Regions from separate parts of the Homo sapiens genome. Here region 1 is linked to region 2. A link is a contact called in ENCODE Hi-C or POLR2A ChIA-PET data. All regions are on one chromosome and are shown on one strand. The core of a region is the stretch at or near the end of the contact, and the rest is flanking DNA. Distances in the headings are between cores, read along the strand shown.

Evidence for each region. A loop is a pair of places that touch in the nucleus more often than their neighbours do. ChIA-PET counts read pairs that join two places held with the same protein, here RNA polymerase II (POLR2A).
Region 1: a loop to region 2 is called in a map of endothelial cell of umbilical vein, with 11 times the contacts of the local background. The contact joins two enhancer-like sites. A Hi-C loop is called at or near these places in 1 of 168 maps with a recorded cell type or tissue (endothelial cell of umbilical vein). POLR2A ChIA-PET finds 5 or more read pairs at or near these places in 1 of 52 experiments (naive thymus-derived CD4-positive, alpha-beta T cell).

What each region holds. Positions count from the first base shown.
Region 1 is chr6:5,052,940-5,057,249 of GRCh38, forward strand. The region is part of intron 2 of LYRM4-AS1 (LYRM4 antisense RNA 1); the gene reads left to right. It also overlaps a transcript of LYRM4 not described here. Among named protein-coding and RNA genes, the nearest start is that of PPP1R3G, 30 kb to the right of the region's middle. Within about 2 kb of position 1,297, at least 2 of the 41 ENCODE cell types and tissues checked have a DNase peak (open chromatin) inside an H3K27ac peak, as active enhancers do; they include endothelial cell of umbilical vein, where a contact is called at or near this core.
Region 2 is chr6:4,810,076-4,814,519 of GRCh38, forward strand. All of the region lies in intron 1 of CDYL (chromodomain Y like), which reads left to right. Among named protein-coding and RNA genes, the nearest start is that of CDYL, 36 kb to the left of the region's middle. Within about 2 kb of position 2,241, at least 2 of the 41 ENCODE cell types and tissues checked have a DNase peak (open chromatin) inside an H3K27ac peak, as active enhancers do; they include endothelial cell of umbilical vein, where a contact is called at or near this core.

The DNA of each region.
Region 1 (4,310 bases), core at 47-2,546, 240 kb after region 2:
CTTTCTCTCACTTTTGGTTATTACTAGTGAAGACCAGTTACTGTCTCTTATATTATGGAGCCATGCAAACTAAAAAACATATTATGATTATGTATAATAGAAAGAAAGGCAAGATATTTTTACTTCCCTTGGTGCTATGTAGTACTTGTTGTTTTGGATATGAAATGGTTAAGCAGTCATCCCCTTGGAAGCTCTGCAGAAAGTGGGGATGGGGGATTTTTTTAGATGATTTTAAACAGGAAATGCCATGATGATCTGTTTCCACCAGAATGGGTTTTTATGTTCAGCTCTTACTCTAAATCAGGAAGTTCTTGTTCCTGCCAGAAAGTGAGACAGATAAACCCTTTCCTCTACTGCAGCCCACTAACAGTTCCACAGAGCACAGGATCCAGAAAATGGAAATGGCTGGGTATAGGGTAAAGTATCTGACCCTACCTCAGGGCCATGAATATGGGGCTGGGGAGCAAGGAGAGAAGACAGGGATAGAGAAGCAGAGGGAGGAACATGGGAGCAGAAGAGGGAGAGATGGAAAGAGAAAGAAAACTGGTGAGGTGGCTTGCACTCGTAGTTCCAGCTACTTGGGAGGCTGAGGCAGGAGGATCACTTGAGCCCCAGAAGTTTGAGGCTGCAGCGAGCTATAATCCTGCCATTGCACTCCAGCCTGGGTGACAGAATGAAATCCTGTCTCTTGCAAAAAAAAAAAGAAAGAAAGAAAGAAAGAAAAGAAATTGGACATTAAAACCAGAATCCCTAGGAAATTATTTCTAGTATTTTTGTATTGTTTCCAAGTTAACTGTACAGACAATTGTAAGTAATAGGTCTGTATGGAGGAATCTCAGCCAGTTTCAAAGACTCTCTTTGTTGCCTTCATGAAGTCCCAAGGTAAGTAACCTATCAAGCATATATACATTCACTGGGTGCCTTCTGCCTATTACAGTAAAAAAAGCTAGAACTCATTCTGCCCCAAAACAGGTAAAGAGGCTCCCAGAATGTATTTTAATTGAACTTAAGATAGTCTGGTTATTCTACAAATTCTGAGAGTAACACCTGTGCTCTTGCTGACTCACCACCAGCAGAAAATGATTAAGATGGCTATTTACAGGGTACACAATGTTTTCTAGCTTAATTAGCCTCTTACCTTCATCCAGGAACTAACGCCAGATGCCTCTGTCCTCATGGCAGTCACCTGGCCATGACCAGAATCCCAGTTTGAGTGTCTCTGCAGGGAGGAAGAAAAGGGGTGGGAAAGGAAGGAAAGACATCACTATTTATCAAATGAATGCCTTGTCCCTGGCACTGTGCTTCCACATATGTTCCTGATTAATTGTCCCAACAACTCTGAGAGGTCGGTGTTAGTATGTTCAGTTTCCAGATGTGGAAACAGAGGCTTAAGGACTTGGAGTAATTTACTCAAGATCCCAGAGTCAGGAGAGAGGGAAGCCAAAATTGCAACTGTCCTGCTCCAGTGTGCATGGTCTTTTCATGGGAGGTTTGTGCAAACAACACCAAATCCTAAGCCTTTACTCTCAGCTTCCAATCATGCAGAGTATTTCCTGACAAATTCCTGGTAACAGCATTATTCTACAGCATGCCCCGGGAGTCTTGGGAGTCATACTTGGTTACGAGAAGTGCAAAACAAAAATAAAACTCTAAGCGCCCCCAACCAACTGAATGGATCCCTCTCTTGGCCAAGAAGGATTCCAAAAAATACCTGAAAAACCACATCAGCCCATGATGGGAAGGAGGAGTCAGACTTACCTCCTTCTACTGTCTTCCCTTTGGAGTTTAGACGTGACTGACCAACATTAACATTGACTCAGAGACCTTAAGACTGAAAAAACAGACTCTTTGTAGCAATAACATACCACATTCCAACCTGACTCTGGTATGGAATCACATGACGGATATCAGGCCCTGAAAGAAATGGCAGTATTTTATCCCAAAATATATTCCCTTGACATATTTTGAAATGACCCTGAAAACCTGTCTCTTGTGGGGGAAATTTGCTTTCTATAGAGAATCTTCTTCCCTTATTAGGCCTTTTCTGGAGAGTCTGACACCTTTTAGGGTCAGACAAGAGACATTCACTGCTTATTCTCTCTGAAACCTGCTATTTGGAGGCTTCATCTACATGACAAGAACCTTGGCTTAAGCTCCAGCTTAACTCTTTCAACCAATTGCCAGTCAGGAAATCTTTGAATCCACCTATGACCTCGAAGACCCTGCTTCGAGAAGTCCTGCCTTTCTGGGTTGACCCAATGTATACCTTACATGTATTCATTTATGTATTTCCCTGGTAACTTCTGTCTCCCTAGAAGGTATAAAACCAAGCTGTAACCCAGCCACCTTGGGCACATGTTCTCAGGACCTCCTGAGGCTGTGTCACTGGCCATGGTCCTTAACCTTGGCAAAATAAACCTCTAAATTAATTGAGATAAGTCTCAAATACGTTCTGGTTTACAGAAGAAAAGTAGAAATGGGAGTAAGAGTAGGCCAAAGAAGAGAAGAATGGACACGGTTTCACCCTGATGAAGTCACTGTGCCTAGTAATATCTCAGACCTGTGATTATTACATTGCCTGGCCAAATAGGACACGTTCCTCAAGATTAGGCTCAAATGCTACCTAATATCTGTCCCACTTCATACTCCCCACCCTGGAATCCTCTTGGCTCAGTTAAAAGTGTTTCACGTTCTTGACTGGTATCTCCAGACTGAATATACCTTCACTCTACCCTCCACCCCTAAACCACTCAGGTCCAGAGATAGTTTCTAAGTGGGAGAAAGGATCCTTAGCTAAGACATCTCTGGTCCCCATGCCAGAATCTACTCAGAGGGTCAGTTTGTGGCTTCCCTTCAGTGGGGCTTGAGAGACAGGGCCAAAGGGACTCACCAACATAACCTTGAAACAGTTAAAAACCACGTGCACCCTGCCAGATAGACCTACTAGAATCTCAGGCCAGTGGTTATTCAAGTTTTTGGTCTTTGGATCTCCTTCCTTCTTTCCTTCCTTCCCTCTTTCTTTTCTTTTCTTTCTTTCTCTCTCTTTCTTTCATCTCTCTTTCTCTTTCTTTTTATTATTAGAGACAGGGTCTTGCTATGTTGCCCAGGCTGAAATGCAGTGGCTATTCAACAAGTGCCATCTTAGCCTCCTGAGCACAAGCAATCCTCCCACCCACTTAGTCTCTTGAGTAGCTGGGACTACAGACACATGCCACCGTGCCTGCCTGGCTTTTTTGCAAATCTTTTTAATGATTGGCTTTTTAAAAAACAGTTGGATCCTCATATCTACTTCTGCATTCAACCAGTTGTGATATGTTTTCTGCTTGAAGGATATGAAGAAAATCCAGCCTCGGATAGATAAATAGTTGGAAAAGGAAAGAGTGTCTTTAATGGCCTTTTCAGAAGACTGTAGACATTCTTCTTTGATATGACACCAAGACTAAACTGGATGTCATTTCTTTAAGGTAGTTGCAATATGGAATCTGAAACCTTATTGTCAAACTGTCCACACTATGTTACATTACAGTCAGTTTATCTTGCACTTTAAGCGGATCTTTTACCTATGCATAGTCTTGTAACATTTTGCATTGATCATTTGGAAAATATGGTTCACTGAAAAATGCAGGTCTTCCAAATGTTGGCAGCTTTTCTTATCCAATAGCAACAATCACATTTGTTTCAATGCTGATCTCATCATAAAAGTCTTTAAATACCAGGTAGCTGTCAAGCTCATGGTACATACAAGTATTTCAAAATTATCATTTTTCCTTCAAAGTTCAGATTTTAACCTTAGCAATGCATTATTTCAGTTGTTTTCACTGCACTTCATTGAAGTCAGAGGTTCACATGGGTTATTTTCAAGAAAATGTCTACCAGATGCCCAAGTCTGAATATTTATAGTTTATCCATTGTTCAAGTAAAAAATAATGTTTCACTATAAAAGCAGCCAGTTCAACTCAAAACTCAATCATCCTAGAGCTTTTCCTCAAAGCAACGTCATACATTGGTAGTAGAAGTGACAAAATACTTCCTATTTTGTCACTGAATGTTGAAAAGACATGTACTCAAGAGTTGAGAGTTAATAAAATTAATTATTTTTATTGGTTTATCTAGGATATTTTTAAGTGATACGGGTAGGGCTTTATCCATCATTGCTTTTGCGGTATCAGTGCAAGTGTCCACAAAGTTAAAAAGGCAAATCATGTCTTAGCATTGTTATGAAAATAGTTTCAACCTCTCAACCCAACCCCCCTTTCCCCAAAGGCTCTAGGAGACCTGGGGGCCCACGAGCCACACCCTGAGGTCTGCTC
Region 2 (4,444 bases), core at 991-3,490:
CATACTTTCTCCCCGTTGGCTTTTGACTTTGATCTTGGTGTATGTGTGTGTGTTTATTTTTGCCTTTATGACTCGCCCTTGCCTACGGGATAATGACATAATGCATAGTTGTCTAAGTGTGTGATGGGTTACCCTTTGCCTTTTGTTGTTTGCATTGTACTTCCTAACTCCTACTTCACAAGATTTCAGTTCAGGCATCAGTTCCGAAATGATTTCTCAACTAGCATGAGTTAAAGAAAGAGATTATGTTCTGCCTTCTCAGAGGGTGCTACTTTTAAAAGTTGTTTGATCCTCATGGTACCCTTTAATGACTCCCTGTGATTATATGTCTAGTACCAGTTAACTATGTCAGAGTTACTTTCAGATTTTATCAGTTGTTGTGACTGTATGGGATGACTCAGTGTTGGACCTGAGACTTTGCCTCCAATTTTAATATATTTCATGAATCCATTTCCACTAAAATCTTTTTTGTTTTAGTATATAATAAAATCTACACATCTCAGTTTTGACTTGCCTGGTGTCATAGTCCATTTGGAGAGCTGTAACAAAATACTATAAACTGGGAGGCTTAGAAATAACATAAATGTATGCTCATAGTCCTGGGGGCCCAGAAGTCCAAGGTCAAGGCACCCAGCAGATTGGTGCCTGGCGAGGGCTGCTCTCTGCCCTTCTCACAGTGTCCTCACATGGTGGAAGGGACTAGCCAGGTCTCTTATCAGGGCACCAATCCCATTCATGAGGGCAGAGCCTTGTGCCACTCTCCTATGTATGAGACCTAGTTATTTCTCAAAAGTCTAACCTTTTAGTACCATCATACTAGGGATTGGGTTTCAACATAGGAAATTTTGGGGGACACAAATATTCAGACCATAGCAAGTGGTCATTTGTGTCTATTCAGTTATTGCAGGCAATTCCTTCAGTAAATAGAGAAAGAGCTTGTCAATGCATATCATCTTGTGTCAGATCAGCCGTACAGAGGTCCATTTACTGGGAGCTAATGAAGCTTCAGTTTCAGGTCTGACAGAAGTTTTTGATAGTTGGCGTTATAGAGGGGACATTTTTGCATGCTCATTAATTCTTTAGTAGTTAAGAAGGATTTCCTCTGGAAGCATTAATTAGCAAGAATATGAAGTAAAAGTAAAACATAGTAGACCATGTAAAAACTTCCTGAACTATGTTGCATAGATAATACTAAAGATAGAACTAGCAGTTGTTTATTTTTAATAAGCTCTCTAGACTTAAACTATTTTAAATAAAAACAGAGCACCTGACTTAAAATAGCATTTTTAAAAGTACCTCTTCAGTAGTAATAGGCTGTCACTGCTAGCTTATTGGTTATTTTCCCTCAGCTCTTGCTCTCTTCTGGTCAGTTATGGATTCTTGTTTGAGGAGAGGAGCTGGCAACACTAGTTGGCCCTCTCTGTACTTAACATCATGAGGCTCCTAGAATTTAGTAAGGAGATACTCAAAAGTAGTCTATATGGGTTTTTAAAAACTAGCTTTTAATTACACAAGTACTCAATGACATTATTCTTTTTTTTTTTTTTTTTTTGAGACAGGGTCTCTGTCATCCAGGCCATAATGCAGTGGTGCCATTATAGCTCACTGCAGCCTCAAACTCTTGGCCTCGAGTGATCTTCCTGCCCTGCCTTTCCAAAGCTCTGGGATTACAGGCATGAGCCACCACCCCTGGCCTCTCTCTTCTTTAACAAATACTAAATTAATTTATTTAGTTTAGAGATGGGTCTCACTGTTACCCGGGCTGGTCTGGAACATTATAAAGACTCCTGTTGGCCATCTCACTTGACTGTTGTCTTCCACCCTCTTCCCCATTCATCAGCTCTTAGTGTTGGTCTCCCCTGGAACCTTCCACATCATCTCCTGTGCCTTTGCTGTCTGCAGGGTGGTCCATGGACTGGCAGCAGCATCAAGCTTGCTGGAGTTGGTTAGAAATGCAGACTCTGAGGCACCGCCCCAATCCAGTTGAATTGGAATCTGCATCTTAACAAGATCTTTGGTGATTTGTAGGGACATGGTTTTGTATACATGTTTTCTATAGTGAACATAGAAAGTACTGCCAATGTGTGTTTAGAATGTACACAAACGATATGATGTAACTTTTTCCATCAACAAGATGCCCTAGATACCTCTAAAGATCACTCTGTGTGGTGTGTGTAGACCTGTCTCATTCTTTCTTAGTTGCTTCCTAACTTTACTTCTGCAGTGTTAAATGATTAGTCACTTCCCCATTGAAGGACATTAAGGTTGTCTGCAGCTTTTGTTTTTTTGGGATGTCCGGTGTAGCGGTGAACTCACTCTAGGGCACGTCTTGTGTACATGTGCCCAGAAAGTAGCTGGATAGAAGAGTGTGAACATTTTTAACTTAAACATCCTGCTAAATTGCCCTCCAAACTGGTTGTATCAATCTGACTCTTACTTTGTTTCAGTGATCAATTTACATAGTCTTTATTCTTTATAACATTGTTTTAATGGCCATAGCATTATAATGTTTTCATATCAAGTTGCCTATCCCTCCCCTTTGCTGTAATTCTTCAAAATTATATTGGCTTTTAAAGAAATTCCACAGTCTTCTATAGGAAATTTAAAATCAGCCTGTCAAGTTCTGTGAAAAATTCTAGTAGGGATTTTTTTTTTTCATGGCTGAAGATTGTATTGAATTTCTAGATTAATTTGGGTTGGAGACTAGGTATGTGAAGTGTTGAGCCTTCTGATACTCATCTCTGAACATGGTATTTCTCCCAATTTACTTGTCTTCTTCTGTCCTTGAGTAAAGTTTTATAGCTGAATGTATAGGTATATGTGCATTTGTATGTGTGTGTTGTGTATTGTAGTTTTGTCTGTTTTCTTTTAGATTTATTCTTAGGTTGTTTTTCTAGCTATTACGAATAGGATTTTCAAAAAGACTGATTTCTAATTGATTGCCGTTGTATAGGAAAATCACTAAGTTTTCATATGTTTACCTTGTTCCTTTGCTGGACACTGTTTTAATGGTCAGTTAGAGCTCTAGGATTTTGGAGTCGGCAGTCTTCTACCTTCGAATTAATTATAGTTCGTACTTGCTTTTCCTTGTGTTTATGCATCCATTTCATTTTCTCATCTGGTGTAGGCTGGGAACTTCCAGGACCATTTTGAGTAGTAACATGGTAGAGAACACTGCCGTCGTCATCTTCGCCTACTGGAGTGCTTCTAGTGTTTCACCATTGAAGTATGAGCATTCCCAAAAATGTCTAGTTGTAGATATTCTATCCAGATTTGCTGGCGAAGAGGTCTTTGTTACTTTTTAAAATCATGAGTGGGTTTTAATTTGATGGTGTGCTTTTGCAGCATCCGCTGATATTCTTAGGTTTTCTCCTGTATCTAATGATGGTAGTGACAGATTTTCTAGGACTGAATTACCCTGTTATTTCAGGGACTTACTCTACTGGGTTATCATTTATTCTTCTGCCACTGATGGATTCATTTTGCTAAATTATGTGTTTAGGATGTGTAAATATCTGCTGTGAGATTGACGGATCCATTTGTGCATGTGTGTGTATATGTGCACATGCTGTTCTGGTTTTATTTTATCCGATTGTTATTAGAATCTAATTAGTTGTTTCTTGATGTTTTGGTGGAATTTGCCTCAAGTTTCTATCTCAGACTTGTAAACAGAATTGTTGGTGCAATTTGTTTTTTCGTTTTTCTGTTTTTTTTCAAGACAGGATCTTGCTCTGTAGCCCAGGCTGGAAGTGCTGTGGTGCGATTATGGCTCACTGCAGCCACAGCCTCCCAGGCTCCAACGATCCTTCCACCTCAGCCTCCCGGCTGGAACTACAGAAGTGTGCCACTATGCCTGGCTAATTTTTTTTTTTTTTTTTTTTGTAGAAACAGGATTTTACCACATTGCCTAGGTTGGTCTTGAACTCCAGCTTGAACTCAAGTGATCCACCCACCTTGGCCTCTCAAAGCATTGGGATTACAGGATAAGCCACTGCACCTGGCCAAGTATTTTTTATTTCTAATAACAATGAACTTTTGGTGCATCTGGATAGGTAGCATTCCCATTATTTTCATTTCCACATTGAGTTAAAATTATTTTTGGCAAACTTTTGGGAACAAAACATTTTCTTAAAATGTTGAAGTAAGTTTTCTTAAACTTTCTTAAAATGTTGAAGTAAGTTTTCTTAAACTTTGTGTAAGCAGCTATTTTTATGTTAGTTAATTATTTTAGAGTTGAAATCATGAGAGGGGAAAAACAACCTTTAAGTAATTGACTTGAACCTATTAGAAAGTGAAACTGAACAGGTATTTTACTGTTCATGGAGCATATGCAGAGTCAACCTAAGAGGTCAAAGGAATTTAACTTATAACAAGAGGAAGTTCTGCTTCAGTTCACTGTGAGGACTTAATATTAGAAAAGTAGAGTTTACAGACAAATTTAGTA